4 separate regions of the Homo sapiens genome follow, and regions 1, 2 and 3 are each linked to region 4. A link is a loop called in an ENCODE intact Hi-C map of the cell type or tissue named here. Cell type or tissue: PC-9. All regions are shown on one strand. Links, peaks and the distances in the headings refer to the core of each region. The heading gives the core; the rest is flanking DNA. Region 1 has its middle 90 kb from the start of NHSL1. Region 2 has its middle 9.8 kb from the start of NHSL1. Region 3 overlaps CCDC28A-AS1 (CCDC28A antisense RNA 1). Region 4 has its middle 7.5 kb from the start of PERP.

Region 1 (8,194 bases), core at 1,657-6,656, 470 kb after region 4:
TTAGTTACACCTGGTGTGTACAGGGAGCGAGAGGTGAGCTGGGATTGAGAGTCAGATTCCCATCAGGAAAATATTTCCCATCAGGGAGATATTTCACTCATGCCAGAATTATGAGGAAAAGAAGTGAGCACCCAAGTCTCACCTGTAATAATACGATTCTAAAAGTGACCAACTTGTGTCATTTCACCTACTTGTGAGGCATATTTTTCTTCACTAAAGGATGTGAGGCAAGGAATGGTTCAAAGAAGAGTGTGAAATTCCGACAAGTTAAAGGAAATTACTACAAAAATAGCACAAATATAGCTACCTTACCTCATAAGGAATGTCAGTTATTTTAAACGACTGAAAAATTTTAAAAAATTGAAAACTCCAAATTTGGTCAAACTTCTCTCTCTCTTATGTTCCATCCTAAAGTTTGTTTCACTGGTAATTTTTCTAAGGAAAAAAAAAAGTGAACACAGAAGAAAAATACCAGGCACTGAATCGCTCCATAAAATACACACCACTGGTTACAGTTGATAAGAAAATGCTTAGTTAAAAGTGAGTTACATTTCAAAATAGGGGGAAAAGGCAAGGAATGTTAGCTCACACCTATAATCCCAGCGCTTTGGGAGGCTGAGGTGGGAGGACTGCTTGAGGCCAGAAGCTCAAGACCAGGGAAACACGGCAAGTCCCAGTCTCTACAAAAAAAAAAAAAACTTAAAAATTAGCTGGGTGTGGTGGTGAATGCCTATAGTTCCAGCTACAAGGGAGCCAGAGACAGGAGGATCACTTGAGCCCAGGAGTTCAAGGTTGCAGTGGAGCTGTGATTGTGCCACTGCACTCTAGCCTGGGCAACAGAGCAAGACCCCAACTCTAAAAACAAAAACAAATAAATAAGAAGAAAAAGTTAATAGTGTCAAAACCTTTTTTTTTTTTTTAGATGGAGTCTTGCTCTTGCCCAGGCTGGAGTGCAGTGGTGCAATCTTGGCTCACTGCAACCTCCACTATCCAGGTTCAAGAGATTCTCCTGCCTCATCCTCCCAAATAGCTGGAATTACAGGCACCTACCACAACATCCAGCTAATTTTTGTATTTTTAGTAATGACAGGGTTTCACCATGTTGACCAGTCTGGTCTCGAACTCCTGATCTCAAGTGATCTGCCCACCTTGGCCTCCCAAAGAGCTGGGATTACAGGCATAAGCCATTGTGCCCAGCCCAAAATCTTTAATTTATAACATAGTCCAACATCAGTTATTCAGCACATAGGGAATTATAGCAGGGTATAGCCTACACTTGAGGTACAGTAAGTAACATCACTTAAGAAGTAACAAAGCCACTTAAGAATTAATATGTCAATATATGCTCAGCCACTTCCAGAAGACACACCCTTTACAAAATAAGATTACAATGAGGTCTGAGGAAAGATTAAAATCTAATTTACTTAACTAGGGTAAGCTTCATAATAAAGTCTACCTAGAGAAATCAATAGTCTCATCAAATGTTCTGCCACCAGCCTAATAAAGGTAGTGGGGAGAGTGTGAAAGAGGGGATGATCAGTAAGCATGTGCAGGTTTAGGATCCAGAGCCAAGCACAGGGCTTGGGACACTGTGAGTACCCTGTGTTTGACAGCCTGGTGCTGCTCAAAAACAAACCACACAGGATGGGCCAGGCCCAACTGAAACTGCATCAGTGCTTTCATTCTCACCCATGGCTGAACATCAGAGCCATCTTTCATAAAGGTTCTTATTCAATAGGTTATGGGTAGAGTGGGTTTGAGTTTTCTCGTTGGGCGCGTGTGTTTTTTTTGGGTGGGGATGGAGTCTCGCTCTGTCATCCATGTTGGAGTGCAGCGGTACAATCTCCGCTCACTGCAACCTCCGCCCCCTAGGTTCAAGCGATTCTCCTGTCTCAACCTCTCGAGTAACTGGGATTACAGGCGCATGCCACCATGCCCGGCTAATTTTTGTATTTTTAGTAGAGGTGGGTTTTTGCCATGTTGGCCAGGCTGGTCTCAAACTCCTGATCTCAGGCGATCCGCCCACCTCAGCCTCCCAAAGTGTTGGGATTACAGGCGTGAGCCACCACACCTGGAGGCACTTGTGTTTTTAAACAGCTTCATGCGCCTGGAGCAGTGGCTCACACCTGTAATCTCAGCACTTTGGGAAGCTGAAGTGGGTGGATCACCTGAGGTCAGGAGTTCGAGACCAGCCTGGCCAACATGGTGAAACCCCATCTCTACTAAAAATACAAAAAATTAGCCAGGTATGATGGTGGGCGCCTGCAATCCCAGCTACTCGGGAGGGCATCAAGAGCAAAACTCTGTCAAAAAAAAAAAAAAAAAAAAGCCTTCATGCTCTGTGTAAAGTAAGCCTCCTACCCTACCTTTAAGAACTACTGATCTTTAAGAAAGTTTACATTCTGTTTATAGATAGAGCTGCCAAGTTAAAAGCTGATTCTGTGTTTCAAAGAATAATATTTAAAAGACAAAGAAAATGAAGAAGCCTGACATTTTTTCGATTCTAATATTTTAAAATGTTTAAATGCACATCAGATGCAAAGCCTGAAATTCACTGCCTTGGAAGCTTCCCATGGAACATGCCAAGGTCAGTGGGTCTCTGAGTCTAAAAAGACACAACCTGGCTCCATCAGGAAGGACACAACAACAGACACTGCCTCCCACGGTCACCAGGAAAGTTAAGCCAAACACTTTATACTGTTTGTTTGTTTAAGTTACAGAACCTTGGGGCCCAAGAAGGGCTTAGAGATAATCCCATCATACACCTTCATGGTACAGATGAGGAAACAGAACCAGAAAGGTCATGTGCTAGTGGTGATGCTCGCCCCTTGGCGGCAGGAATCACATCTCAGCAGTCTACTGCTGTGCGGCCCAGCACCTAGCAGGTACTCCATAAAACCCTTAGAAATTAATTCTCAGGGCTTGGTCATCAGCAAAGTTGGGACCCAGAAACAGACACAGTTTAAAATAATAACAATAATAACTGGCTGGGCCTGGTGGCTTGCGCCTGTAATCTCAGCACTTTGGGAAGCCCAGGCGGGCAGATCACTTGAGGTCAAGAGTTCAAGACCAGCCTGGGCAACATGGTGAAACCCCGCCTCTACTAAAAATACAAAAATTGGCTGGGTGTGGTGGTGTGTGCCTGTAATCCAGCAACTGGGGAGGTTGAGGCAAGAGAATCGCTTGAACCCAGGAGGCAGAGGTTGCAGTGAGCCGAGATCACGCTATTGCTCTCCAGTCTGGGTGACAGAGCAAGACTTCGTCTCAAAAATAATAATAAATAAAAAATAAAATAACGACACTGCAACTACACTGAAAACAAACTGAGGCTAAGTAAAGCCATTTTCCAAGGTCATACCCCTCCAACAGCATGGAGCTTGAACCTATCTGTCTTCACCACTGACTTGAATCACCAGAATCATCTGTCCGTAGAACAGACACTTGGCATATTAAAAAACATTCCTTCTGAGATTAATACAGCAAGCTGATCTCTTAAAACGTGTTGTTGTTATTAAATTTTAACAGTTTGGGTGAAAAGAAAGCTCTAGAGAAGAGGAAATTAACTTTCTTATATTACAACATTAAGGGTAAATGGTTTGACTTAGAGCAGATGGCTCTATTAGAAATAAGACTTTTAACGGCTTCTTGTTAGTATCATGGTTAGTATCCCTGCCTGTTCGAAATAAGACTTTTTACCTCATCCACACACCCCACTGAAAATCATGTTTGAAATCCCGCCTTCCATATGGAGCCACCCTCAGAACACGACATGCAGTGCTTGTAGTTGACCAGCAGGTGGCAGAACAGAACAACCCATTCTCAAGAAAAACAGGCAGAGGAAGAGAACTGGTGGGTGGACCATCAGGGAGGGAGTATTTGTATCCTAACACCCGCCAAAATTGCAGTAGGAACCCGCAAAGGATCCTGCATCCAACTAACATCTGAGGGTGGCTCATAAAATGAAAGCAATCAAGTATCCATTAGCTTCAACAACCTGGAGATTAACACTCAGAAGTGTATCCTGTGCGTTCATGGGACAGTATGGGTGAGGCGTGAAGGAGAAAGCACAGAGGGCGTGCCAGCATCCCAGGGGCCATATCAAATGACCTGATCCCTAAATGATGCGGGGTGCTTATTAAAATACAGACCCGGGGCCCACCCTAGACAACCAGAGCATGTGAGGAGAGGACCAGAGAATCACCTGGGGGCCTCACGAGCCAAGCGGGGGCCTGGCTGGCTTGTGCACTACGGCACTGCCATAACCTGCCCACAGGTGAGGAGTCACCTTCCACCATGTGCTCAGGGTAGGCAGCAATGTAGAGGCTTGGCAGAGACTCGCCTGCCCCTCGCTGCTCAGCACACAGAGGGTTCAGTAGGGTCGCCTGTGACAGTCTCTCTACCTGTACCCTCCCCAGCCTCCTTTTACCCTAAACCCTCATCTATGCCTTCCCTGTCCTGTTCATTCCACCTCCTTCTCACAGTAGGAATGAATTGGTTTCCTCCTTTGCATCTTCAATCTCTTTTTCTAGATAATACGCTCCTTTCCCTCTGCTGACAACCTCTGATCCTCTACATCAGACAGCAAATCGCCTCTCCTCAGCTGGCTGCTCCTCTGAGTCGGCACAGCCCCAGCCTCTGCATCCCCAGCACTCCCTCTTCCTTGGCCCTTGCACCTTGGCATCCACACTGATCCTTCCATGGGTCCCCAGCCACCTCACAAATGAAGACACTGAATGTGCTGACCGGGCTGGCTCTGAGCCTGATTGCCAGCCTCTAGTGTTTTTCTACAATATTTCTACTCTTTTATTTTATTTTACTTTGAGACAGGGTCTCACTCTGTTGCCCAGTCTGAAGTCCAGCAGTGCGATCTCGGCTCACTGCAACCTCTGCCTCCTGGGTTCAAGCGATTCTCCTGCCTCAGCCTCCCAAGTAGCTGTGACTACAGGTGCCCATCACCATGCCTGGCTAATTTTTGTATTTTTAGTAGAGACAGGGTTTCACCTTGTTGGCCAGGCTGGTCTCAAACTCCTGACCTCAGGTGATCCGTTGGCCTTGGCCTCCAAAAGTGCTGGGATTCCAGGCGTAAGCCACTGCGCCCGGCCTACTCATACCTTTCATGTTGCTCTGGTTATTCCAAACCTTTAGGTTTTCCCTGAAGCCTACTTCCACCTTCCCTCCCAAACTCAAAGATAACCTCCCTTTGCATAAAACTACAAAGAGTCAAGCCCCTCCTTTCTCCCTTTCCCCTCACTCCCTGAGGAAAGCCCCTGCCCCTCTTCCCTCTGGTTCTTCCTTTTGGCCTACACATCCTGCCCAATCAACCACCAACTCCAGCCCTGATCTTGTCAAACTGCTATCCCGGGGCCTCTGCCTCATGAAACCCAAGCTCCTCTGCCTTCCATTTCATCCCCAACAACAGAGTCCAACCTGTCTGTATGGACTCCCCAGTTCTCCATACTCTTCAGCATCATCCCTGACCCTTGAAGCGGCTGTTTACCCTCTCCATTGGGAGAATCGGCATAGTACCAGGAAGCCTGGTCATATGGGATTTCCCTCCTTTGCACCGTGGGTTACTGATGTCAGACCACTGACACCTCACCTGTCCATCAGTGATAATCAGTTCCTTAAGAAAAAATTTAACTTTGTGGATGGTCAATAAAATTTTACTGGATAATGTAAGAAGCAAAGCTTTAGTCTTTTCCTTTCCCCTCTCAAAAATATGCTGGAACAACACAGAGAGAGGCAAATAGCACAAATATTTGAATCAGGCAGGGCTGGGTTCTAATCCTGATTTCAGCAGGCCTGTGTATTGACCATTGATCTCGGGCAATCCTCTGGGAATCGCCTCCTCTCAAGAAAAAGAACAGCAATACTGCCACCTAGTGACTGTATGGGGCAAGCATGGAGCACTCAGGAGGCACTCAGACCTATCTTTTTGAACTTGAGAATGTGCAGGATATAATCAGCAAAAGGAATAGGTAAGGGGCTATTGATACCAGTTATCAAGGGGGGAAACACTGGTGCTAAATATTACACTGTGGCTTAAGTTGCAGAAAAAAGGGATAAAATTATGAAAGTTTTCAAATATTATTTAAAGTAGTCCCTCCCCTTTATCTGTAGTTTTGCTTTCTGCAGTTGAATTCAGGTACCTGAGGTTAACTGTGGTCTAAAACATTAAATGAAAAATTCCAGAAATCAACAATTCATAAGTTTTCTCTTTTTTTCTTTTATTATTTGAGATGGAGTCTCACAATGTTGTCCAGGCTGGAGTGCAGTGGTGTGTTGATCACAGCTCACTGCAGCCTCCACCTCTAGAGCTCAAGCAATCCTCCCACCTCAGCCTCTTGAGTGGCTGAGACCACAAGTACACGCCCCCATGCCTGGCTGATTTTTTTGTTGTTGTTGTTTGTTTGTTTTCTGGTAGAGCTATCTCCCTGTGTTTCCCAGGCTGGTCTTAAACTCCTGGGCTCAAGTGATCTGCCTGCCTCAGCCTCCCAACATGCTGGGATTACAGGTGTGAGCCACCCTGCCCAGCTAATTCATAAGTTTTCAATTGAGCGCGGTTCTAAGTCGCGTGATGAAATCTCCCACCGTCCTGCTCTGTCCAGCCCTGCACGTGCACGTGGATCATCCTTCTGTGCAGCGGATCCATGCTGTGGACACACACTCTCCTGAGTTACTGAACAGACTACTCGGTTATCAGATTGGAAAAACATAATGTATCTAGGGTTCCATAGGATCCATGGTTTCAGGCATCCACCGAGGGTTTTGGAACCTATCCCTCATGGATAAAGGGAGACGACTGTAACTTTGAAAGTTCCCATTTGAAAATGTTTTTTGGGTTTTTTGCTCAATTATTCCATGACAATAAATGCATTCTCATAGCTATAATCAAACTAAAGAGAATTTAATTATCACCCTCAAGAAAACTACAGTTTCCTGCTCCCCAAAACACAATATTAAATACCCATATTATCACTTTTCAAGATTGCACAGGTAATTTCTAATAGGTCCCACACCCACATCTCAAGGTCAATTTAGCCTGCATGAAAGAAAACAACTGAATGAAAATAGAACACAAGATTCTTCATATGCAAAAATGACTGTGTAAAAACTATATAGGCCAGGCACGGTAGCTCACACCTATAATCCCAGCACTTTGGGAGGCTGAGGCGGGTGGATCACTTGAGGCCAGGAGTTTGAGACCAGCCTGGCCAGCATGGGGAAACCCCGTCTCTACTAAAAATACAAAAATTGGCTGGGGTGGTGGCAGGCGCCCGTAATCCCAGCTACTACAGTCTCAGGCTGAGGCATGAGAATCACTTGAACCCAGGAGGTGGAGGCTGCAGTGAGCCAAGATTGCTCCACTGCACTCCAGCTTGGGCGACAGAGCGAGACTGTCGCACAAAAAAACAAAAAACAACAAAAAACAAAAAACAACAACAAAAAAAACCCCTACATATCCAGAACTAAAGAGTGAAAACTGACAAGTATGCAGGTAATTGCCCTTAAGGAAAAAGGTGTGTGGATATATTTTAGTGGGCTGGTCTAAATATTTTCTAAATATCGTAAGACATATGAAACAGGGTGGCTAGGAGCTGCTATTTCAGCTTTTTAAAAGCAATTGTGATGGAGCAAAAATTTTGCCTGTAGACAATAATTAACCTTTCTCCAAAAGCATCACATATATATCATTCTATATACCAAATGCCACAGCCACAGGAAGTCAGTTGCCCACAGCCTTATAAATCAGTTTACTTGCTTCCTCATTTTCTGTTATGGACTTTCCTAGCCAAACTCTGTCATGGCAGTTCACTTCAAAATTAAAAATAAAGTTGATTTAATGGAGCCTGGATGAATCCCATCTGAAAGCCATTAAAACATACACACCCACTTCCACACAAACCAGAGAATCAGTAGAATTCAAAGACTTATTGAATCCTGAAACTGTAAAGGATCCGAGTGACAAATAATTCACATGTCCTATTAATCACAGGAGGTAGACGGGTTCTGTGATTCCAGCACTGACACGGAGGCAGTCAGGAGCACTGCTAGGACTAGAATCCCGTTGTCCTTGCCCCAGTCCAGGCTCTGCCCACTCTCCCATGCTTCAGGTCTGGCTCTGAAGTTCGTGATTCCCCGTTCATAGTCTTCAAGTACATCAGTGAGTCACGTTTCCGTTTCCTCTCACTGT
Region 2 (8,194 bases), core at 1,475-6,474, 390 kb after region 4:
CCAAAAACTTTTTCACAAATACTGTTAAACAATATTGACTAAAAAGGGTCATTTTCAAATATTGTACACAGGAGTTTATGCAGAAATGAGCCATGTTTATATCATATGTACGCATTTCGAATTAGATAAAATTTGAATCTTTGAGCAATTGAAAATGAAACAGGGGCTGGGCATGGTGACTCATGCCTGTAATCCCAGCACTTTGGGAGGCCAAGATAGGCGGATCACGAGGTCAGGAGATCGAGACCATCCTAGCTAAAATGGTGAAACCCCGTCTCTGCTAAAAATACAAAAAATTAGCCAGGTGTGGTGGCACGTGCCTGTAGTCTCAGCTACTCGGGAGGCTGAGGCAGGAGAATCACTTGAATCTGGGAGGCGGAGGTTGCAGTGAGCTGAGATTGCGCCACTGCACCAGCCTGGGCGACAGAGCTAGACTCCATTTCAAAAAAAAAAAAAAAAAAAAAGAATATGAAATATACAATCAATGAAGATCATTATTTTCTTCCAACCTGAAGAGGAGAAAGGGGAAATAAAAGTCAGACATAATAGAGTTCTGCTCAGGGCTGTGTATTAAATGACCGTTTGAAATGCTTCTCAAAGGAATTTAGCTCTTCAAACAGAAAATTTTTCAGGGCAACCTTATCTATAAATGGTGCTTTTACTGATTGTTAATTCATTTTAGGGTGTTTTTAAAAATCAAGTTTAACATCTAGCATAGAAGACTGTATATGACTAAGGTAATTTAGATGTCATCTTTATGCATGGTTAAAATACTTCAAATACGATTTTTAAATCTATAGACACACCCATTCATTCTTATGCTTTTCAGACTCATTGAAACATTGGAAAACATCACAGCAGAAAGCACAACCCATGCATTCTGGGCCAATAAAATAAAATGTACAGAGTAGTAAGGGATTTTAGACATTTCTAAAAATTTACATCATCTACTTAATAAACATTCATAATGTTTTACCAATAGATAAAGATAATTTAGGCCTATCCTGTTTATTAAGGAACAAAATCTTCCTATGTTAACTCTTGAAGGTAAGAATTATGTTTCCTGTTTTTATTAATAGTTTCACATTGAGAGCAATTATGTACAGTCTGTAATTCTTGTCTAGCAAAATAACAGTTTTGAATTATTATTCAAACAATTATTACTGAATTATTGAAGCTGCAAAGCAAACTAGTAACACAGGCAGGTAAATTAATACAGTCAATAAATGTGTAAATAAAATGGCAACTTTTAAAAATAGGGCTGCCAGATAAAACATATGATGTCCAAATAAAGTTGAATTCCAGATAGATAAAAAATAATCTTTAAATATACTATGTCCCAAATATTGAATGGGATACACTTATGCTAAAATATAATTCATTGTTTCTCTGACATTTAAATGTAAGTGGGCATCTTGTATTTGGTTAATCTGGAAATCTTAAAGTACAATTTTAAAAAATTATCTAAGGTCATAGAATAGTAAGAGTTTGATAGGAGTAGCTGGAAGAAGAACCATTGGTTAGTAATAAAGATTTATTCTTCAACAGTTGACATTATTAAAGGAATTTTCAAAAATCTACAGTAAAAGTTAATACAATTATAATTTATAATGTTAAAAATCACTTTATTTGATATGGCAGATTAAAAAAACTACTTAAGATTAATCAAGACAAATTGAGTGGACTTATAAAGTTCCTGCTGCTGGGCATTTATTTTGACTAGAAACAACCCAAAAGATGAATTGGTCACTTGTGCCTTAAGAATCAATCTCTAATTTTTTTGCATCCGGCATTTTTCTTACAGATTACTACTGTTCATTTCTTAGTAGTCTAAATCTTAGATATTTGAACCTTCTATCTTTCTTTGTCAGTTTTAACTCCCTACTGAAGAGCTGCCATGTAAGAGGAATATTAGAGCAGCCACACAGTGGAAGAACCGGCCAGGCATCTCCCTAATCCAGCAAACACTAATGGTGGGCAACTGATATGTTATGTCCACTGATGTGATGAAATACCAAGTACAAACATCACCTATGGTAAATCAAAGTTTTTTTTGACAGGTTAAATTATCCCAGGTTATAGGAAATAAAAGAGCTGGAAGAAAAAGCAAAAGCAATCAGTCTTAACTTAAAGTGGGACATTATGCTGATCTGGCCTCTCCAATAACTTATCAAATAATTAACACTACTACTACTAATAATAATGGGAATGTGCCAGATTAGAAGAGATTTAAAGAACATCACAACATGATTCTGGATGGGATGCTAGTTTTGGATAAACAAGCTATAAAGTCTTTTACAGATAAGTGGAAAAAATTGAATAGACACTGGGTGTGATCTTACACTTATGCTCTCAATTTTTACAGTTGCATAATGAGGTAAACAGAAACACATACACATTTAAAAGGTAATGCAGAGATACTGTCCACAGAATGAAAACAGGAATCTGATAACAGATACTCATGAAGAGTTATTTTAACTGTCCCACGAATGTTATTTCACAAAAGCATGTTAAAAATCACCAATATTCTAGAATCTCATGGGTACAATGACCTTTTCTTTCTTCTGTTTCTGAATTAATCTTTAATGATGAAACATATGACATACTGAAAAAAAGACAAATGGAAATCTCTCTCTTCATCAATTATGGGGTTGGGGGAGTGGTTGGGGACAGAAAGGGGAACCTTAGGAGATGATAATGTATCAATTCTTTAGAAGAAACTTGATCTGGCATCCACTTTGCCAGTTAATTTTGATGCTAGGAAACACCCTTTACTCTGCATGTGCTGAAGCTAAAGGCTTCTGCTGTAGATCCTAGTTAATAATTTAATCCAATATCATTGCTGCCATCGGCTTGGTCAATTTCTAAACATCTGCTATCACTGTGACTGGTTTAGCCAAGCCACAATATTCATGTGACAAATGTTGAACAAACGAAAGGCGAGGCAGACAGAAAACATGCTATGAAAAAAAGAAACCCAAATCAAAAGTCCAAAACACAAAGGGAGCCCTGCTGACACAGCATTCAAAGTTCAACCACGCCTGCAGGAATGGAAGGCTGCAAAGTCGCTCTAGTGCATGGCTGGGATCATCCAGAGACTGTCCTGAGATGTTAGAAATGAGGTCGGGCTAACATGGTAGAGCTTTGTGAAAGGGATGGGTGCTGATGTTGGAATTATTGGTGAGTATGGAAATAGCACAGGCAAATCAAAAAAGGGAGATTTCATAGGCCCCTAGAAAGTTAGAGCTGAAGAAAGTCATAAGGAACATTTAAGACAATTTTACAAATAAGTGACCTGCAGTGATCACAGGGCCACCCAGCATCTGTACTGATACCCCATCTTGTGGTCCAGTTTTCAATTCCATGTGCTACTTGCTGCCTTCAGTAAGGGCCAGTGAGGTGAGGGATCCCACTGTCCACACTCTTTCCACCTCTATGCCTTTGCACATGCTATTAATCTGCCTCGGATGCTTGATCCTCCGCTTACCCACTTGGCATACCTCTATTCATTTTTCAAGTTATAATTCAAATGTTAACCTTTCTTAAGAAGCATTCCTTGACAGACTGTCACTCTATTTCAAAAATATGTCACTTTATTTCAAGGATAACTTCCCCCAAAGTGAGCTATGCCTTTCTTGCAGAAAAAAAATAATTTCATTAACTGTAACCTCTTATACTTGAACCAATTATTCTTTGTGACATGTTATACAGCCCTAATCCATCTACCCAAGTAATACAAATTCATCGAATTCATTCTCAAAGGCTATACTAGGTATATAAAGGCTCATTTCAGGAGAGAAATAATGTATATAAGTAGAGCTACATATTGATGAACTCAACTGTAAAGTTAACTCACTTGGCCTTTCCCAATTCAGTCATTCAAAACACATTTTCTGAATGCCTATAAAGGATCTAGAACATCTTAGAGAATACTTTTCAATCACTTAGAAATTAAAATTTATTTCCTGTGCTATTTATACTTAACATAATCATACATTTACAATAACAATAATTCAAACAATGAATCGAAATTTTATAGAAAAAAATTGATGCAACCTTTCTTCTAAAATCTTCAGGGAAGAAAATCTCATTGTGGAATGAAAAGTCAAAGTATACTATGATGATCCTAGAGATCTAATTTAAAAGAATTGTGATTAGCTAAGTGCTTTATACTCTGAGCTCCCTCGTATTTTTAAAATTGGATAATATCAAGAACCTGTTTGATTGATGGTGTGGTAAAACCTACAAAGAATCTATACTCGAAAGGGATTTTTTAACGTAGAAAAAAATGAGAGCAAAGGAAGACTTCCTAATAAAGACTACCAGGAGAAACTGACAAAATAAAGTAGAAGGTCGCCACCTACAGGGGACACCATGACACTCAACGACACACTGGTGCATGAAAATGATTCCCTCAGCTGTCATTTACAGAAGACAACATGCTCTCATTCATGGTCAAGTCTCAAAAGAATATCCTTGTCTTCCTTCACCAGAGAAAGACATATTCTATGATCCCTGTGCCCTTTTGAGCCTCAATTCGGACAACATTGACATCACACCTTCAAAAAGATTTGTGAATATTCATAAACCACCTAGTGTCTGCAACCAAGCCCACATTAAGGAAGTACCCCTGAGTTATACAAAACATTTCTAAATCAATAAGGGGGCAGCTGTGTTTAACTGAATAACAGAGCTAAGAAAAAAATTTACATCAATTTATAACCAAAAGGTAAAGCCTTACACAAAGGAGTCCAAAAGTGTTTTCATTTGGACTGATGAAGATTCTGAAATCACTCTGTCCAAGAATACAAAATACAACCTAAAATGACTGAAGGCAAATCAGATTTATCACTGTCTAACTTCTTCCCAATTAATAATCAATAAGTATAAAGATTTAGAGAAAAAGGATAGAGTTAATTATTTAGTAAGCCATGAAACAATCGCTGTGAACTTGTGTTCTGAAGATTAACTGGCTGTTCAGTTTTTCTTTTCTCAGTTTCCTGTGATTTCTAATATTGTTTCACATATGGTTAAGATGAATGCTACAATTAATCGGCTGGTGTGCTCAACTGCTTTTGTTAAGAGGACAGCTGGTTCACATGCAAAATGCTAATGAGACAAATTAGACCATTTTGGTTTGCTGATGAACGAACAGCAAGACCTATAGTTAAGTCTCCAGCTGTACTTGGTTTTCTAGTAATGGTAAAGGTTAACCTAAATGAGGATAATATTTTATTTGATTAGTGTTGGATCTTTTCAAAACATTTTTTTCATTGTCCTAAACTACAGAATACACAGCAGCAAAATTCTCCAAACAGCAAAATCACAGGTTCTTATGAAGCATGAGTGCTACAAGGGTTTTAGAATTAATGGCAGAAGTGAGGCATAAGAGCAAAGAAGCTCAGCCTGACCTAAGATGATATTTGAATTCACCTAGAAAGTACAGAACTTCCATTAATGTCAGTTAGCCAAAGACTTTTTAAGTAAATAAAAACCTTCCTATAACCTCAATTTTTCATATTCGTTCACTGATTTTTCTTTCAATTCATATTGAAAAGACCATTTTTAATAAGTAAACATCAAATAAAGGCAAGGGACAAGAACAAAAACATCAATCATTGTATGGAGACATATTGTTTAGTATCTCTAAATTCTAGTACCCTGGTATTTCTAAAGCAAGAATGTCACAATGTAGATTTCTGACTTGATGCCACAGAAGTACCTCCAGGCTTCTGGGTATTCCCTGTTATTAGAGGGCAATACAATTGGGCACAGATGGAAGGGAAGGAAGGTGCATTGATTGCAGATCCCACATAATTTGGCCCACACAGAATCTGAGAAAAAAATCAACCAGGAAGCGAAACGATAATGCTAATTCTAGGTAATGGCACTGACTTTGTAAAAATGATACGCTTAGCTCTTCTTCATCAGCATCATGGAGGCTTGGAACAGAAAGCAGAAAAATAACAATGGCATTCTTCATATCTTAGCAAATAAAATCATATTTGGAAGGACTAAGTAAGATCAGCAGGCTTCCTCGTGTACCTAACAATATTTTTAACTTGCAGCCAAAACTGAAGCTTGGCATTGTAAAGGCAGGTATGGAGATTTCATAATTTGGCCCAAAGTTTGTTTTTTACTAAAGAAAAAAGGTGAGGTAGACAAAAAACCACTGAGAGAGAGAGAGAGAGTGTGTGTGTGTATGTGTGTGTGTGAGAGAGAGTGTGTATGTGTGTGTGAGTGTGTTTTGAAGAAAGTAGGTCTATGGGGTCTCCCAATGTTGCCCATGCTGGTCTCCAACCCCTGGGCTCAAGTGATCTGCCCACCACAGCCTCCCAAAGTGCTGGGATTACAGGCATGAGCCACCACGCCCAGCCACTATAAGAATTTGACCAACAATGAAGACATCGATGTCTTCCTGGAACTAGGAAAAGAAAAATAATAGGCCAGGCAAAGTGGCTGACGCCTGTAATAACAGCACTTTAGAAAGCCAAGATGGGCAGATCACTTGAGCCCAGTAGTTCAAGACCAGCCTGGGCAACATGGCAAAAACCCGTCTCTACAAAAAATACAAAAATTAGCAGAGCACAGTGGCACACGCCTGCCTGTAATCCTAGCTGCCTAGGAAGCCAAGGTTGCAGTGAGCCGAGATTGCTCCACCGCACTCCAGCCTGGGCAATAGAGCGAGATCCTGTCTTGAAAAGTAAGATATCTGAGGGAGAAAATAAACAGGGTCTTCCAATGCCAAGCAGTTTTTCCAAACTTCTCGAAAATTGCATAGCAGCTCTCAGAAGAGTCAGATGGATCCACTTGTATCACCTCATCTGAAACACCTATCTCTTTGTGTGCTGCAATGCATATAAATCATTATGTGATAAAACAAGTTTAAATAAAGCTGCCACAATCAATTCTCATTAGCAAACCATATTTAATTAAGTATACATTTAGGCTGCTGAGGGCAGTTTTAAAATACCTGCACTTTCCCATGCTTAATGTTTATGCACAATCATTTTTAATCAGACAAATTTAATTATCTTATTACAACTGCTTTCTGAAGAGAGATACTCACCAACTGCACCCCACGGGAAAGAGGAATCGGTCACAGACTCCAGACAATATATTACATTCATTATCAAAATAAATCCCAGAGCATCTATGGAGAACTCGTTCCGGCACGATGTCCCATGTTAAAATAGGATAAAATTCACTTCTTTGCTCAGTAACCTCCCTCTTCTTCTTCGTTAATACAATTCTAACTGCTCGTCAACAGGATAACTCTATATTCTGAACTTTCTAGCTTTACTTGAATTGTTTTTAACATCCCCCGACACCAAAAAAGAAAAAAAAAAAAAAACCCAGCCTCTTCTTTCTGCAGCTGCTGAATGCCACAAATAGCTTCTTGTATAATTCGACTTAGAATGCACCCCAAACTAGATGTGTTCAATGGCAACGTGAATGCTTCATTCAGAGAGAAACAAAATGTGTAGAATGTCCTAAAAACATCACAGTGGCAAAGGGGATCATTAAGAAGTCTTGGGGCAGACGACCGCTTTCAGCCCTTGCCTGCAAATTCTTCTCAGGTCTATGCACATGGCGAGAGAAAGGTTTCAGAAGATTCCCACAGTGATCAAAGGAGGAATCGCTAATTCCCCTCAGCCTGCCCTGTCTAGATGGGGTTTTCCCCGGTGTTACCTCCCTTCTCCACAACTAATGTGTTTCTTCCTCCTGGTTTCCTAATAAAATGCACCTACCCTCAATCTGTTCGTGCTCTGCCATCAGTTACCCAGACCTAAACTAACATGTTCATTTAAAATTCGTACTTGATGTGCTATGTGTTCTACACATGGCAGACACCCCCTCTGATATTTCTGGAAGCTCCTGGAGGGCCAGAGCCAACTCCATGCCCTTCACTTTGCACAGTGCCAACCTCGGTGCCATGCAAAACCAGCTGTTGTGAAAATGGATACAATGGGACAACAGGTAACATTCATAGAAATGGGTTGGGAAGGAAAAGAGCCTGGCGAACTTTAAAGCATTCTTGTCACATAGTGCCATAATTTTCTAACCTTTATGAAAATTTTCCTTAAGAAACGCCTTGCAAATACTAAACAAAAATGTCCACACATTTATGAATAAACCTAACATTTATTCATGAATGTAAGTAACTTTTTTTTTTCTTTTTCCAGAGACAGGG
Region 3 (8,194 bases), core at 1,683-6,682, 650 kb after region 4:
CAGGGTTTTGCCATGTTGGCCAGGCTGGTCTCAAACTCTTGACCTCATGTGGTCTGCCTGCCTCAGCCTACCAAAGTGCTGGGATTACAGGCATGCACCACCATGCTCAGCCCAAGGAATTAATTTTGAGAGACAACAGAAGTTAAGAGGTGAGCTCTAGGATTAGCCAGAGCTAGGTAAAAATCCTAGCTGTACTACTGGCTGGTTGTGTGACTTACAAAAGGCTAGTTAGTATATTTTACCTTCAATAATCCTCACTTTCAAATTGGGTTAAATACAGTACTTGTCTTCTAAGGTTTTGAAAAGGCTTAGATGGTAGCCGGGCATTGTGGCAGCACCTGCAATCCCAGCTACTCAGGAGGCTGAGGCAGAAGAATCGCTTGAACCCGGGATGTGGAGGTTGCGGTGAGCTGAGATCGCGCCACTGCACTCCAGCCTGGGCAACAAAGGGAAACTCCGTATCAAAAAAAAAAAAAAAGAAGAAAAACCAAAAAGGCATAGATGAGACTGTGCATGTAAATCACGGGTATTTATTAACTTTAAACTGCTGAAATTATTTGTATTGTTTATTTGGCTATTCTTGCACTCTTGATATTTTTGTTATCTCTGTTGAGCTCTGGAGGTGTTTAGATATGGAAGAGCATTCTACGTCAGGGAACAGAATGTGCAAAAACAGAGTCATGGAAGTGCCTCCAAAGACAGAGAATAGCAAGTGGCGGCAGAGTAAGGGGGTGTGGAGATCACAGAGCCCAGGCATAAAGGACCTGGTGAGCCAGTTTAGCTTCATCCTTAGGCCTGAAGACAGGAACGGTTTTGTTTGCCCAAAAAGGTGTATGTGTCTATATATACATATGAACACACACACACACACACACACACACACACACATCTCATGTCTCTCATTGAACCTTTATGCCAGGTTAGTCCCCCCTTCCTCCCCTCCCCATGCTACCAAAGCATTTTATTCCTGTCTCCATGACTGCACTTTACCACATGGTGCATTGTGATTGCTTGTTTACAAACCTGACTCTCCCAATAGACTGTGAACTCCTACAGACTGTCTCCCACCTCACAGCTAACCTCTGAGGAAGGTCTCATTATGACTCCAACTTCACAGGAAAGAAACGGGGTTCTGAGAGTTCAAATTATTTGCCCAAAATTACACAGCTAGAACTAGGATTTGAACCCAGGCAGCCCATCTCTGAACCCAGTTTCCTGGCTAACACTAACATTCTATAGCATACATAGTAGATGGTAAATAAATATCTAGATCCTTCCCTTGTTCAACAGTTACTGGTGGTTAAGGGAGAGAGGCCCCTATCGTGGCCACAGATGAGTATGGATCACAGGAAGGGTCACCCTTGCCCCTCCTGACCCCCCAGTCATGCTTTCTATTCAATGCTCTCACATACAGCACCTCACCTAATGCTTACAACAAAACCATGAAGTGGGTAAAATCATCCGTTTTCGCAGCTTAGGAAAGAGGGGCTCAAAGACTTTAACTCACAAAAGGAGAACTAGTTAGGTAGCAGAGTTGGAACTCTGTTCCCCCAACAATAAGTCCAGGACTCTTTCCCCTTCACTCTCATGACCTCATATCTAATGCTCTGGGAGAGGAAAGAGGGTAGAAGGGGTGTCCAAAGACAACTACTTTGAGGTCGAAATTGGACTCTTTCTTAAGGACATAAGACCATCATCTGGAGTAGGGGCCCCTGGTAAGTCCACTATTGCCATGGCTGTGGTACATGAACCACAGTGGGTTGTCATACATCTGAACAAGTTAGAACAAACCATAATACAGGGCAATATCCCTTCCATTTTCCCCTCCCTTTTCATGTAAATAATTATGTAAAGTCAAATTCTTCCCTGTTTTTTCTTTCCAGGTCTCAGCTCAGTTATTTCCACCCCAGCAATCTCTTTCTCACACCCCACAAGCATGTACTTGTTAATCCTCTTCCACCTTTTATTAACCATTATCCAGTTACTCAAGTAAATCTTTCTCTTTCTGACAGCGTTTGTTCCATTTATAAACTCCAAAACAACTCCATTACAGTTGACAAGCACAAAAGTACTATTCATCATATACCTAAATTAAGGGAAAGACCAGCCATTTACCTTGAACCGTTCTAGACTCAGAGACCACCATGTACCATCCTAGATGGTCATCAGATGTCCCCTTCACAATCTTCTCAGATGGTTCAGGTCCTTCTTTATCCTAAGCTAATGAAACTGTAGTGTACAGTGGTTAATGTGCTTGTGGTTGGTCCAAATCCCATTTCCACTATTCAGTAGCTGTATAATTTGGAGCAGCTGTTTAACCTTTGCCCCAATTTCCTTATCTGTAAAGAGGGATCATAAAGGAATCTGCCTCTTAGGGTTACACGAACTAAAAGGGTTAATTCATATAAGCACTTAAGAATGGTCAGGAACAAGGCAAGAGCAAAATAAACATAGGTTATATTTTTTCAAACATGAGCATTCAATATTTAAAGAGCTTTTCAATGGGCGGACATGGTGGCTCACACCTGCAATCCCAGCACTTTCGGAGGCTGAGGCAGGTGGATCACTTGAGGTCAGGAGTTCGAGACCAGCCTGGCCAGCATGGTGAAACCCTGTCTCTACTAAAAATACAAAAATTAGTCAGGCATGGTGGTGCGCACCTGTAGTCCCAGCTACTTGGGAGGCTGTGGCATGAGAATTGCTTGAATCCAGGAAGCGGAGGTTGCAATGAGCCCAGATGACACCACTGCACTCTAGCTTGGGCGACACAGCAAGACTCTGTCTGAAAGAAAAAAAAAAGCTTTTTAAATTTTTACTCTTAAAAAATACAACCTTTTTTTTTTAAAAAAAAAACATACTTTTAACTGCAAATACAGTGTTTCACTCATATAATCAATTAATTATATACCTTTACTAGGTAACCAAAAGACCTGACTGCCACTCATAATATTGTTTCTATGGAAAATTTATTTGAGTTCAGGAATTTATTTACAAATGAAATTTTGAAGCACAGTTTACCTGGAAGACAGAATGTTTATATTAAATATCCAAATGTGTATAAATCTATATCTCATTTGATTTACCAGAAAGTCCTTTACATTTTGAAAGAGAATTTACTTCCTAAGCAATTCATCTGTTTCTGTTATCATAGCTGCTATGGATCAGGTACTCCTGGAAAATATAAATTAGAGGGTGAAGGGGCCTGGGATCTTTTCCATTGTTCACAGGGTCTGGCTTTTGCAACCAGACTCACAGGTGCTGTAAAACACTGCATGTATATAAAATAATTAGGCTTTACCATCTGCACTTGCTAGAGAGCTCAGTTTCCCGAAGATAAGTTACTCAGCTGAGGGGCTTGACTCCAAACTGGTAGAGCACAAAAAGCAATCAAGTTAGACTTACAAGAAAGCTGCCCCTGCCTGCTAATTCCTTTTTATCTCTCCAAATAAGGAAACACCATTTTTTGCCTTGCAGACTTGAAGTTCTGTTTTGTTTTATTTATTTGTTTATTTATTTAGAGATAGAGTCTCACTCTTATCACCTAGGCTGGAGTGCAATGGCACCATCATGGTGCACTACCACTTCGAACGCCTGGGCTCAAGCAATCCTCCTGCCTCAGCCTCCCAAATCGCTGTTAACTACAGGTGCACACCACTGTGTCAGGCTAAATTTTTTATTTTTGGTAGAAGTGGGGCCTCCCTTAACGTTCTGTTATTTTGGAATTAACAGTAACAACAGAATATTTGTTGGTAAGGTTGCCAGATTTAGCTAAGGAAATTACAGATCTCTCAGTTAAATCTGAATTTCAGAAAAACAAGGAAGACTTTTTTAGTGTATGCACTACATATTGCATGAGACATATGAATAAAGTATTCCTTGTTTATCTGAAACTTAGATTTGACTGGCCATTCTACTTAATCTGGTTACCCTGTTTGTTGAAAGTTAATTACTTCTTTATGAAAAAAAATAGGGTCTCACTGTGTTGCCCAGGTTGGTCTTGAACTCCTGGGCTCAAGCGATGCTTCCATCTCAGCCTCCCAAAATGCTAGGATTACAGGAATGAGCCACCGTGCTTGGCCTGGAAGTGAATTACTTCTAAACATATTACTGCTCTCTGTCTCTTTCTGTCCCTGTGTCTCTCTCTCTCCTCTCTCTCACTCTTTCTCACTCTCTCTCTCACAAACACACACACACACAGATTTTCATACTTTGAAGAAATCCATACATTTTGTAAACAAAGCACACCAATTTGTATTTACCTTCAAGGTTTAGGAAACTGGTTGAATTCAGGAACTACCAATAATTCTCATTTATATTGAAATTGGGGAATAAATCTATAATCTCATGTAATCATATTCTATCACTTACTTAGTTCTGTACAATTATAGAAATGAGCTACAGAATTGAATTTTTATTTTAAATACATTTCTGTTCTCCTTTCTCAAAAAGTAAATGGAATCTGTGGTCTCAAAACAATTTAATATGATAAAATACTGCCACCTGGAGATCAGAGGCAGGTATGACTAAGATGAACCTGATTTCCAATTCTGGAATAAGAAATGTGAGTTATGTTGACACTTGATTTAATAATGCCATTCTGCCACTTGGTATCATATGAATCTAATTTTTCCTCATTTATTCATTCATTTAATGAACATTTGTTAAGTTTCTGTTACATGCCAGACACTATACTAAGCTTTGAGAATATAAAGATGTATACGACCTACTTCCTTCGAGCGGTTTGTCATTTTCCCATTCAACTTGGACTTAGTCTAAGCTCCTGCTTCATCTGACACAGTTCAGTTTTTGGACTTCCTTATTGTTACACACATTTCATCTTCAATCTCCATGAAATCTCCCAAAGATGTGGAACACAACCCCTTTTCTTTGATTATCATAATGATTCATTCATGACAAGCTGTGAGCTTATAGAGGACTTATGTTGCTGTCTGGGAGCATGGGGGATGTGTGTGCCTGTGTGTGTGTCAGTGTGTGCATTTACAGTAACATTAACAGTTGCAAATTGAATAACAGACTTTCTCTTTTTAAAGTCTTCCTCCTTCCTACCACTTTGACAGGCCTTTCTCCCTCTGCCTCTGACCTCTTTTTTTTTTTGGCTATCTCTTAGCAATAATCCCAACCCCCAAACTCACCCCAGTGAACAATTCTTCCAACTTTATTATACAGAATAATTCAATGTTCTCAATCTCATATCCTTAAACTCAGCCTCCTGCCCACCTGTGCACATCCAACTCTCAGACAACACAATGGGTCTTCTACCTAGAGTCTCATCCCTTCTCTTGCCCCTATATTTAATATTTCCCCACTGACAGGAATTATGCCAATTTCTTAAAATTCAGAGTGGTAGCAGTTTGGGTTTTAAACAAATACTTTAAAATAGAGATATAAACGAAGTGTTATGGAAGCTTTTTCTTTGCTTCCCTTCCTCCTTCCCTCTCTTTCTTCTCCTTCTTTCCTTTCTTCTTTCTCGCCTCCCTTCCTTCCTCTTCCTCTGCTATATTGTAAGCTATCTCTACACATATTTCTTAGCAGCCTTGTGGTTCTCCATGATAATACTGCTGAATTTGGACTAAAATTCAAGAAAAAGAGAGAAAACTGAAGGAAGGGTTGTAATGCACTACTGCCAGTCTGCTTACCCATGATATCCTTTGCTGTCTGGTTAAGTCTGTAACACAAACCTTCTTCTAAAGCTGGAGTGTTCATGTGGCAAGAACCAAGAACCTGGATACAGGATACTGGGAGAACGAATCATCTTCCTATCTTGCTGATAACCATCCCCTAATCCTGTTTACTCTTGGCCTTAAAAAGGAAGTCTGAACTTGAAGTTGGATTAAAAGTAAATTTTGTAGAATCATAACCTGAAACCATCCCAAATATTACGTTTTTTTTTGTTTTGTTTTGTTTTTTAAAGAACCAATCAGTCAATGATTCCCCTAAGCTTTAGGATGGTTTCCTTCTTCAAACCACTTGGCAGAAAGGCCGGTGTAGCCAGAATTGCTCTGCTAAGAAAAAAAGAGCACTTGCCTGGGCAGTAGTGATGCCATCTGATTAGCATTATGACTGGGCCTACTTTGGTTTAAAGAGGGGTTGCTGGAATCACTTTACTTTCGGAAATAAAATCAGGAAGTTTCATTCATTCCTACCTCATTTATTGAGCACCTACTTTATGTTATGTTCTTTGCAATGTGCTTAGGATACAAAAATCAAATAAAACATATTTGCCCTCAAGGAAGTTATAGCCTAGTGATGAAGGCAGTTTATAAAAAACCATATATGTAGGAATGTTGTAAATGTCTATCCATATAACTTATTATTTTTTTTTTTTTTTTGAGATGGAGTCTTGCACTGTCACCAGGCTGGAGTGCAGTGGCACAATCTCGGCTCACTGCAACCTCCGCCTCCCATGTTCAAGCGATTCTCCTGCCTCAGCCTCCCGAGTAGCTGGGACTACAGGCATGTGCCACCACACCCAGCTAATTTTTGTATTTTTAGTAGAGACACGGTTTCACCATGTTGGCCAGGATGGTCTCCATCTCTTGACCTTGTGATCCGCCTGCCTCAGCCTCCCAAAGTGCTGGGATTACAGGCATGAGCCACCGCACCTGGCCCATATAACTTTTAAAGTCTGATTTTGCCCCTTGTTTTTCCAAAGCCATTAACAACAACAACAACAACAAAATACTTAAATTGGTAAGGGCCTCTGTGTTCATTTTTGGGCCTCTCACTAATACTTAAGATGTACAGCCTAGAGGCTGGGCACAGTGGCTCATGCCTGTAATCCCAGCACTTTGGGAGGCTGAGGCGGGGGGATCACGAGGTCAGGAGATGGAGACCTTCCTGGCCAACATGGTAAAATCCCGTCTTTACTAAAAATACAAAAATTAGCTGGGTGTGGTGGCACCTGCCTGTAATCCCAGATATTCAGAAGGCTGAGGCACGAGAATCGCTTGAACTTGGGAGGCGGAGGTTGCAGTGAGCCAAGATTCTGCCACTGCACTCCAGCCTGGTGACAGAGTGAGACTCTGTCTCAAAAAAAAAAAAGTGTACAGCCTGGAGTAGACAAGAGATGGGGTTTCCCCCAACTCCCGGTCTGGTGCACTTTCCATGACACCATACCATGCTCCTCCATAAATGGTGGCTCCCAGCTCTTCACCACGTGGTTCTTCCTTTCACTATTAACAGTTCCCAAAAGGCTTGCTCATCTACAATAGCACAGCTCTGAAGGCCTTCAGTGCTGGATAGTTCAGATCCAGTCTCTTGGCACCCTTTTTAGAGGGTGTCTCAAGGAATCTTACCAAGTTTTATAATAGTAGTCATAGTACAGTATGGCTTTTGAAATAACTTATTTTTTCAGGTCTGAGCTGTAAAGCAAGCCTATATAACACCTCACTATGGCCCATTTCTCTTAACTGGCCTTCCTGTTTCCATTCTTCTATAGAATAATCTTTTAAAAATGTAACTTAGACCATGTCATGCCTTAAAACTCTCCAATGCCTATTGCTGTGCTTAGGGGAAAAAATACAGATTTCTTATATTGGTTTAAAAAACCCTTCCTGACCTGACCCTCTGGCAACCTTGGGGACTTCATCTCATACTACTTCTTGTCCCCCTGCACTCCAGACCACTACGCTGGCATTCTTTCAGTTCCGTGAACATGCCGAGCTCATTTCTGCTTTATGACTTCTTATCTTTTTTCTTAGCTGTTTCCTGAGCCAGACACGCAAAGAAGCATTAAGCAGTTACTATCTTGGCCAAGGCATTCCGGCATCAGGGGAAATGGAAGTGGAAGCACACTTAGAAAATGATGGATAGGCTTCTGGGTAAAAACAAACAAAAACAAGAAACAAACAAAAAACATCTCTTCCCTATAAGAACCACAAAGGACAATACAGGAATGACTGTGCTTCAGGCACTGAGAGTATCCATTTGCTTTGAGATACCTGCCTTCCCCTTTAGAGCAACAGTCCCCAATCTTTTTGGCACCAGGGACCAGTTTAGTGGAAAACAATCTTTCCATGGATGGGGCGGGGTGGGGGTTGGGGATGAAACTGAAACTGTTCCACCTGAGATCATCAGGCTTTCGTTAGATTCTCATAAGGACCACCGCCCACCTAGATCCCTTGCATGCGCAGTTCACATTAGGGCTCAGGCTCCTATGAGAATCTCATGCCAC
Region 4 (8,194 bases), core at 2,179-7,178:
CAGTGCCTGGAACATGATAAAATTCCAAGAAACACTTGTCAAATGAACATGAGAATCTGTCTAGTCTCAAAATAACTCAGAGGGTCTCTGAGCACTCTTCCTTTTAGAGGGTCTTATTTTTAAAACTGTCATCCTTATTCTATCTCAGCATAATATCCTATGATTTTTTCCCCTTGAAATCATTGACAGATAATAAGTCTTCTAACATTAAGCGGAGATCACCTTTCTTTCATTCCTCCATCACTCATCTCTGGCATTTCTTCTCTTTGGCTGGCTGAACATCTCATGTTATTTTAACTTTTTCAGTTTCTTTGTCAATGTCTTGGCTCTTCTCTGAACAACTCCTAGATTTTAATTTCTCTCATAATATGTGGTGCCCAGAATTAAACCTAGCACTCAGGGTGTGATTTCAGCAGTGGTGAAGAGAGAGAGCTTTTGTCTCCCTCAGAGCAGATATGACACCTCTAGTAATAGAGTCCAGGTATGCATGTTTTTTTGTTGGTCTACACAGATATCCGTCATAGTAAACTTGTGCTTAACTAAAACCTCACAGATGTGATTACTTGTGCAGTTCATATTGTAGATTAGTGCTTTTCTTATGATACAATTGTTTTTATCGCTGTCATATGTCATCCCTAGAATGACCATGATGCTGGCCTGCCAGCATCTCCATCAATCTTTGTTCCTTTAGGACATTTGCTCCTTATTGCTGCTGCTTGTTTTGTGGACATGTCTTCCATATATACTCATACAAGTCACTGATGCCATTGTATTGTAAAAAGGACCAGGATTCATAGCTCATTATTTGACACTTCATTGCACATAGACAACTCTCACTGTTGGACAACACTCCTGTTTGGGGACATAAAGTAAACACCTGTGAAGCCAGGGTGAGCCACAGAAGGCAGTAGAAGGCTTCTCTGAGGAGGTGGGACTTCAGTTTTGCACAAGACAGAAAGGAGGAGGACGACTTTCCAGATTAAGTGGCCACCTTGGGTGAAGGCATGGGTTTGGGAATGGCTGTAAGTATTTTTAAGGTGTTCTATTTTTCTTTTCAGATAATGACTTTACCAGTGAACATAACCAGCCTGTAATTTAGCATTCTAAATTATGGAGACTTTTAGAAATGCAAATCTAAGGAGGGTAATACCTTTAGCCAGATTGCAAACTGCTGGCAAATCAATTCAGTGTTCTGTAACGCAATATATTATCATGTTTTTTTTCCATCATATATCAATTCAGTGATAACTTTCAATGCAAAAATATTATTGGAATACCAAATAAAAGCATTGCATTTTTTATGGCAGAGCCAGTTATTTTATACAAATTAATATGACTTTTGAAGTTACACAGTTTCCTTCTTTTAGAGTAAGTTAGATCCTACAAACTGCTGCAGTTCCTTGCTTCAGGACAATTGTGTGTGTGTTAAAGGCAGCTCTACTTTATTCTGGGGTTCCTCTAAAGCAAGATAAAGACCCCTGGATAAAAGACTTAAAATTCTGCCTTGAGGAAATTCAACATGCTAATACCAGTTTCAGGTTAAAATCATTTTTCAAATATTAAGTCTTTCCATAAATAATGGAACTGTCGGCTGAACGTGATGGCTCGTGCCTGTAGTCCCAGTACTTTGGGAGGCATAGGCAGGCAGATTGCTTGAGCCCAGAAGTTTGAAAACAGCCTGGGCAACATGGCAAAACCCCATCTCTATAAAAAAATACAAAAACTAGCCAGGCAGGGTGTTATACACTACTTGGGAGGCTGAGGTGGGAGGGCCGCTTGACCCCCGGAGGTTAAGGCAGCAGTGAGCCGAGAATTTCACCACTATACTCCAGTCTGTGCAACAGAGTGAGACCCTGTCTCAAAAAAAAAAAAAGAAAAGAAAAAAGAACTGTAAATGTAAACATTAATTCTGTACAAACTGTCCTAGTAAACAAAGCAGTAGCATTCTTTCCTAACAAGACTGCTTGAACACAAAACTTACAGGCATTTTGGTTTAGTTGTGTTCCTAAAACAGCTAAAGACACTCTGCAGGAAAACACTTAAAGGCTGATCATTTAAAGGGTCAATGATTCAAACAGCTGATTTCAAAATAAATGGTCATAGTATTGTCCCAAGAGATTCATTTCTCCATCTACTGCTGTGAGAGGTGGTTCTATAAGAGGGACTAGGCCCTACTTGTAGCCACTCCACTGTCTCTCTTTCAACCTCCCCTCCACACGGGTGTGTATGTGCACAAATGTGTGTACACATGCACCCCTGCATATACACACACAGAGTAACTGACTTCATTTGGTGTCTGTCATTAAGAAGACACGGTTTCCCTCCTAGCAGTGCACGATGCAGAACAAGCCGTGATCAGAACATCAGGCAACCTGAGTTCTAGTTCCCACTGACCCTGTGTCTCCCTGCTTGATCTCTCTTCTCCTCTGCTCATACAAACTTTTAATTATCTCCACTCTGTCACCTCCTATTCCTTCCTCAGCCTTCAGTAATCTCTCTTCACTTCAGTGGAGAGATGGAGAAAGTTTTAACCATCAGGCCGGGCGTGGTGGCTCACACCTGTAATCCCAGCACTTTGGGAGGCTGAGACGGGTGGATCACCTGAGGTCAGGAGTTCGAGACTGGCCTGGCCAATATGATGAAAACCCGTCTCTACTAAAAATACAAAAATTAACCAGGCATGGTGGCGGGTGCTTGCAATCCCAGCTACTTGGGAGGCTGAGGCAGAAGAATTGCTGGAACCCAGGAGGCGGAGGTTGCAGTGAGCCAAGATTATGATACTGCACTCCAGCCTGGGTGACAGAGTGAGACTCTATTTAAAAAAAAAAAAAAAGTTTAACAATCAACTTCCTGAAGAAAAGAAAAAAGTATTGATTTATAACATTTACCAATTTTCATGGTGTAAATATTGCCCCTATGGCTGATTTCAAGCTATTAGGATGGTGCAAAAGTTATTGCGGTTTTTCCCTTTTTTTTTTTTTTTTTTAATGACAAAACCCGCAACTAAGTTTGTGCCAACCTAATACCAACTTGATGCCACTGAACAGAGTTAGGAAGAAATATGCATAATGAGCTGTCTAAGCTAGTAGGAACACACCACTAAGGGTGCCAGGGCCCCAGACACTGAGCACTGAAGGCTGTCTCTCAATAGGATACATGGGAAATGGATGCTGTCTCCTCCTACAGGCTGGCAGCTTCTACACCCACCCTGTTGGGTGATAGAGGATCTGTCCGAGAGTGAGACCTATATTCCCCATATTCTACTGAACCTGCTATCACAAAGGTCACTGGTTAGTTCAGATTTGCAAAACTCAATGGATATCACTTTTCTCTTTGTTGTACTAGACAATCTGATGTCTTCCTCCACAAAATTCGGCTCTCTTGGAACCTATAAAAATATTAAATCCCATTGATCAAAGACCACCCAGAACACACCAATAGTCAAATAAAATTAAACTCATTAACTTGCTGCAGCAAGGGAGGTTGCACACCATGGGGAACTCTGGGGATGTCTTGGTTAGGATGTCTCCTCACACAGGAGGGGTGAGATTGAGGCTGATGTTAGGTGATCTTGGTGAGGGCTCAAGAGGTGGATGTTTTATTCTGAGATCTCTCATGCCTGGAAGAGGGGTATCTTGTTTTGTGGGTCCATGGTGTTTTGTTTTTCCCATGTTGAGATCTGATTAGGGAGTGGTCTACTTTTTGTCTTGCTCCATCACAATTACAGAGTGACCCTGTCTAATGCTGCTATTGTGTGAAACTATTTATGTTCAGCATAGGATTCTTATAGCCTAGCTACAGTTTCCCAAGCCAACTAGCCGCTGCCAGGGATTTTTTTTTTCCTTTCTTGCTGGTTCTCCATCCCTTCCCTTTCTCCTTAACACGCTAGTCTCTCTCTGCCCTCGCCACCTGCCAGTATTGTATTCTCTAGAATTCCTTCTAAACATTTTCACCATTCTGCTTGTCCTTCTAAACATGTTCTTTGTGTTACATCATCAACTTTTGTGATTTCAACCCCTGCCTGTGTACTCATGGCTTGCAAATATATACCTTTAGCTCACACCTTTCCTTTATGCTTCAAAGTTTTATATCCAACTTCCAGCCAGATGGCACCACCCGGGTCCTCACTCAAACACTTTAACCTCAACCAGTGCAGAGTTCAAACTGCCCTTTCTTCTTCTAAACCAGCATCTTCTTTCTGTAGCCTCTGCAGCACCTCCATCATCTTGATCACCAACATTAAAACTCCAAGACCATCCTTGACTCTTTATCTCTCACTCTATATTTAGTAATTTAGAAATGAGCCGCCTACTCTACCTCCTAAATATTTCTGCCATCCAGGCTCTCTGCTCCATCCCAATGCTCCTCCCCTAGCTCATTGTTTTACTGCTGCAGCTGCCCCCTAACTGAGCCCCCACCCTCTCCGAAGCCCACCTCCTACAAGATCACTAAAAGGACAGCTAAACGTGAATCTGCCCCTGACACTCCATGCGTCGCTCACTGGTTCTCCATCACGTCTTTGATTAAGTCTGAGCTTCCTGAAAGTGACATATGAAACCCACCCCTTCCCCATGATCTGGTGTCTGTTTGCCTCTCCAGCTGCACCTGTCACTTCTGCTTGCCTTACACTTCCCACTGTTTTCGCTTCTCAGATACACGATGCTATTCTTGCTTTTCTCTTGATGCTATTTATGGAATACCTTTCCTCCCAGTCCCCTCCCTATTTACTTCCTGCTGGTCTTTTAAGATCAGCTTCAGACCACATCCCCCAAGAAATCGTCCCTGAATCCTGGCCTATGCCCTCTGTCACCTCCTCCAAACTAATGTAACTACGTGCTCTTCCTCAGTGCTCCCAAACCCTGGAAGCATGTGGACTAATCACACTGTTCCGAGTCATCTCTTTTATGTCCCTATTGGGCCGTGAGCTCCTTGAGGAAAGGGACCTGATTTTATTCGTCTTTATGCCCCCAGCACCTGTCATAATGCAGGTGTTACATAATTGCTTGATAAATGTGTGAATAAATGATTGGTTTTGTCAACAACCACTCGTGAAACTTGGCTTCTCTGAACTTCTGCGTAGTCATCTATCTGTTGAGATGGTTAAAAAATGAACCACAAGGAAATGAATCGCTCGAAAATGCTGTGGAAGTAGAGATAAATGAAAAACTTCTGAGAATCAAAATTGAAAAGGAAGTATTTCTTTGGAACACTAGATGGCAGTAGCACATCATATTTCAGCATAGCATTCGCTGTGCATTCAGCTGTCCTAACGCGTGGCCATGTCTGCGGGCTACAAGAGCAGAGAAAAAGGCACGTCACTTTTGGGCCTGGAGCAATCAGCATAATTTTTTTTTTTTTTTTTTTTGAGACAGGGTCTCACTTTCTTACCCAGGCTGGAGTGCAGTGGTGCAATCACGGCTGACTGCAGTGACTGCAGCCTCGACCTCCTAGGGCTCAAGTGATCCTCCCTTCTCAGCCTCCTGAGTAGCTGGGACTACAGGTGTGCACCACCACGTCCTGCTAATTTTTATATTTTTTTTGTAGAGACTGGGTTTTTCCATGTTGCCAGAGCTGTTTTTGAACTCCTGAGCTCAAGGGAGTTCAGCCTCAGCCTCCCTGGGATTACAGGTGTAAGGCTCCACAACTGGCCAAGTCAACATAATTATTAGGAGTCAGAAGTTAAGGGTGGTTTCAGACGCATTTGCTCTCTGTGACTTAATTCTAACTAAATTCCAGTTTTAACCTCCTCCCTGGAACCAGTGTGGCAGCATTCCAAAAGGAATTGTTGACAGCCTTTCAGTGAATGGGAGCAAAGAGCATTTGTTTAGCAAGAAGCATTTGTTTAAAACCACGTTCTAAGAATACCCTAAGCTACTTTACAAATAATGTATTTTTGAATTCTCATAACTAACTGTGAGTTAGATGCTGTCAGGCCCATTTTACAGATGAAAACACTGAGACTAAGTAAATTAGCTTGGTAAATAAGGGGATTCAAACTCCGACCTGCTTGCCACAATATGTGCAACCTATCACGTTGATGTCATATTCTCTTAATTGAGCTAAAAGCTGTGACTTAAGCATAGCATTTGGAACAAACAAGTAGATGGAGTTAATGAGTTGTCAGTATAGACATATACTGTCTACTGAAAATAGTTAAATTATCAACACCAGTCCCAAGCTTGAAAGTCACTAGGTAAGTGGAGAGTGAAATGCTGAGCTCAAACAATGTCATCTGCAGCCCAGAAATATAGTTAGAAATAACAAAGGCTAACGTTAATTGAACGCTTCAAGGCACGTGGCACTATTCTAAGATACGTATTAATTTCTTTAATTTCAGATTCATCTGGTGAGGTAGGTACAATGATTACACCTACTTTGCAGATAAGGATACAGAGCCACAGATCATTTAAATTACTTGTTTAAGGCTACTCAACAGGTCAGTGTTAGAGCCCAGACCAACCCTCTGGCTCTAAGGCCTCAGCACCTAACCACCACACAATTAGTTATAGTAATAATAATAATGGCAATCAGCCCTTATATAGTGTGACGTGCCGGTCTCTGTTTTAATCACACATTAATTTCTCTTATCCTTACAACTTCTCTATGAGGTTTGTACAAGTATTGCTTCTACGTTACAGATGAGGAAACTGAGGCATGGGGAAGCTAAATGAGTTTTCCTGGATAGCACAGCTAGTAAGTGGCAGAACTGGGCCGCACGCCCAGATCTTTACAAAGCTGCGCAATTAACTTCTAAAACTTTCCATTTCAATGTGCATATTCTTAAATTTATTGGAACACATTTGAAATTTGTAGAGCATACCCAGTTGTCTGCATGTATTTTAAGACTCTACTTATCTCTCCAAACCAATTCCAGACTACTCATTCTTTCTCACACATATGCAGTCTCTCTCGTTACAGTATAAAAATTATTATTATGCTTCTGGGTCTATCACAAAAATGCCGGTTGTACATCCCAGGGTTATTTCAGCCTGGAAAATTTCCAATAAATATTCAGCTCAGGCCTAAATTATTCATGCCCTTAAAATATACTTTTTACAAATATTCTCACCAGACAGGGGGAAGGGAATGAGAAAACACAGGCCCACACTGAGCTGAGCTGTGTTTAAAATTACCTGGACTTGTTTCTTGAACAAGTTGAAGGAGCCATCAATGTTTGTGGGGCTTTTTGTATTTAAAAGTCACACATTTCAGTCTGTTTCTTATATTGACATTTTGTTTCATTTGGAGCTTTAGAAACATGTTTGCATCTCTCAGTGAGTCCCTTCCTGGAAATAAGGCCACCTTAGCCCAGCCCATAATAACCTCTCAGAGACCACTTGGCCTTGTCTCCTGCCTGTACACAGGTCTTTGTCTTATCCCCAAACAGATCTGAAACACCTCGAAGCAGAGGTTTCCACTCCTCTGCATTCCTACAATGTCCACTTCAACGGCCAGGATCAATATTCCTTCATTTCAAGAAATAGAACTGATCTTAGCACTTTGGGAGGCTGAGTTGGGCAGATCCTGAGGTCAAGAGTTCGAAACCAGCCCCAACATGGTGAAACGCTGTATCTACTAAAAATACAAAAAAAACAAAAAATTAGCCAGGTGTGGTGGCGTGCACCTGTAGTCCCAGCTACTTGGGAGGCTGAGGCAGGAGAATCGCTTGAACCTGGGAGGTGGGGGTTGTAGTGAGCTGAAATCGTACCACTACACTCCAGCCTGGGTGACAGAGCAAGAGCACTCCAGCCTGGGTGACAGAGCAAGACTCTGCCTCAAAAAAAATTAAAAAGAAAATAAAAAAGAGATAGAACTGCCACATAATAAAGAGGTTTGCTATGTGGATAGAGATGAGAATGAGAAAAATGTTCTCTTTTTTTTCTGGTTTTCTTTTTTTTTAACTTTTATTTTCAAGTTCCAGGTACATGTGCAGGTTTGTTACATAGGTAAACGTATGTCATGGGGGTTTGTTGCACAGATTATTTCATCACCCAGGTATTAAGCCTAGTACCCGTTGGTTGTTTTTCCTGATCCTCTTTCTTCTCCCATGGCTCCACTCTCTGATAGACTCCAGTGTGTATTGCTTCCCTCTGTGTGTCCATGTGTTCTCATCACGTAGCTCCCACTTATAAGTGAGAACATACAATATTTGGTTTTCTGTTCCTGCATTAGTTTGCTAAGGCAAATGGCCTCC

What was found. Peaks named below come from ENCODE experiments on the same cell type or tissue, not always from the same donor. Only the 100,000 strongest peaks of a DNase experiment are listed, where the experiment ranks them.
Region 1: it touches region 4 in a loop (16-fold over the local background); 79 of 110 quality-filtered maps call a loop at or near these places.
Region 2: a loop joins it to region 4, with 10 times the contacts of the local background. A loop is called at or near these places in 71 of 110 quality-filtered maps.
Region 3: a loop joins it to region 4, with 21 times the contacts of the local background. A loop is called at or near these places in 72 of 110 quality-filtered maps.

What each region holds. Positions count from the first base shown.
Region 1 is chr6:138,585,196-138,593,389 of GRCh38, forward strand. It overlaps a transcript of NHSL1 not described here. Among named protein-coding and RNA genes, the nearest start is that of NHSL1, 90 kb to the left of the region's middle. RefSeq lists enhancers at 6,030-6,530, 6,531-7,031, 8,017-8,194. In PC-9, for the core only: CTCF peaks have their summits at 3,806 (motif pointing right), 4,010, 5,874 (motif pointing left) and 6,087; DNase peaks (open chromatin) are centred at 3,796 and 5,886.
Region 2 is chr6:138,505,210-138,513,403 of GRCh38, forward strand. It overlaps a transcript of NHSL1 not described here. Among named protein-coding and RNA genes, the nearest start is that of NHSL1, 9.8 kb to the left of the region's middle. In PC-9, for the core only: CTCF peaks have their summits at 4,378 (motif pointing left) and 4,579; a DNase peak (open chromatin) is centred at 4,342.
Region 3 is chr6:138,761,597-138,769,790 of GRCh38, forward strand. It overlaps CCDC28A-AS1 (CCDC28A antisense RNA 1), which reads right to left. Exons shown (of 3, transcript NR_161205.1): 2 at 2,661-2,782. Among named protein-coding and RNA genes, the nearest start is that of CCDC28A-AS1, 8.0 kb to the right of the region's middle. RefSeq lists an enhancer at 7,090-7,149. In PC-9, for the core only: CTCF peaks have their summits at 4,497 (motif pointing left) and 4,696; a DNase peak (open chromatin) is centred at 4,485.
Region 4 is chr6:138,110,837-138,119,030 of GRCh38, forward strand. No RefSeq gene overlaps it. Among named protein-coding and RNA genes, the nearest start is that of PERP, 7.5 kb to the left of the region's middle. In PC-9, for the core only: CTCF peaks have their summits at 3,403 and 5,193 (motif pointing right); DNase peaks (open chromatin) are centred at 5,265 and 5,765; H3K27ac peaks cover 983 bases.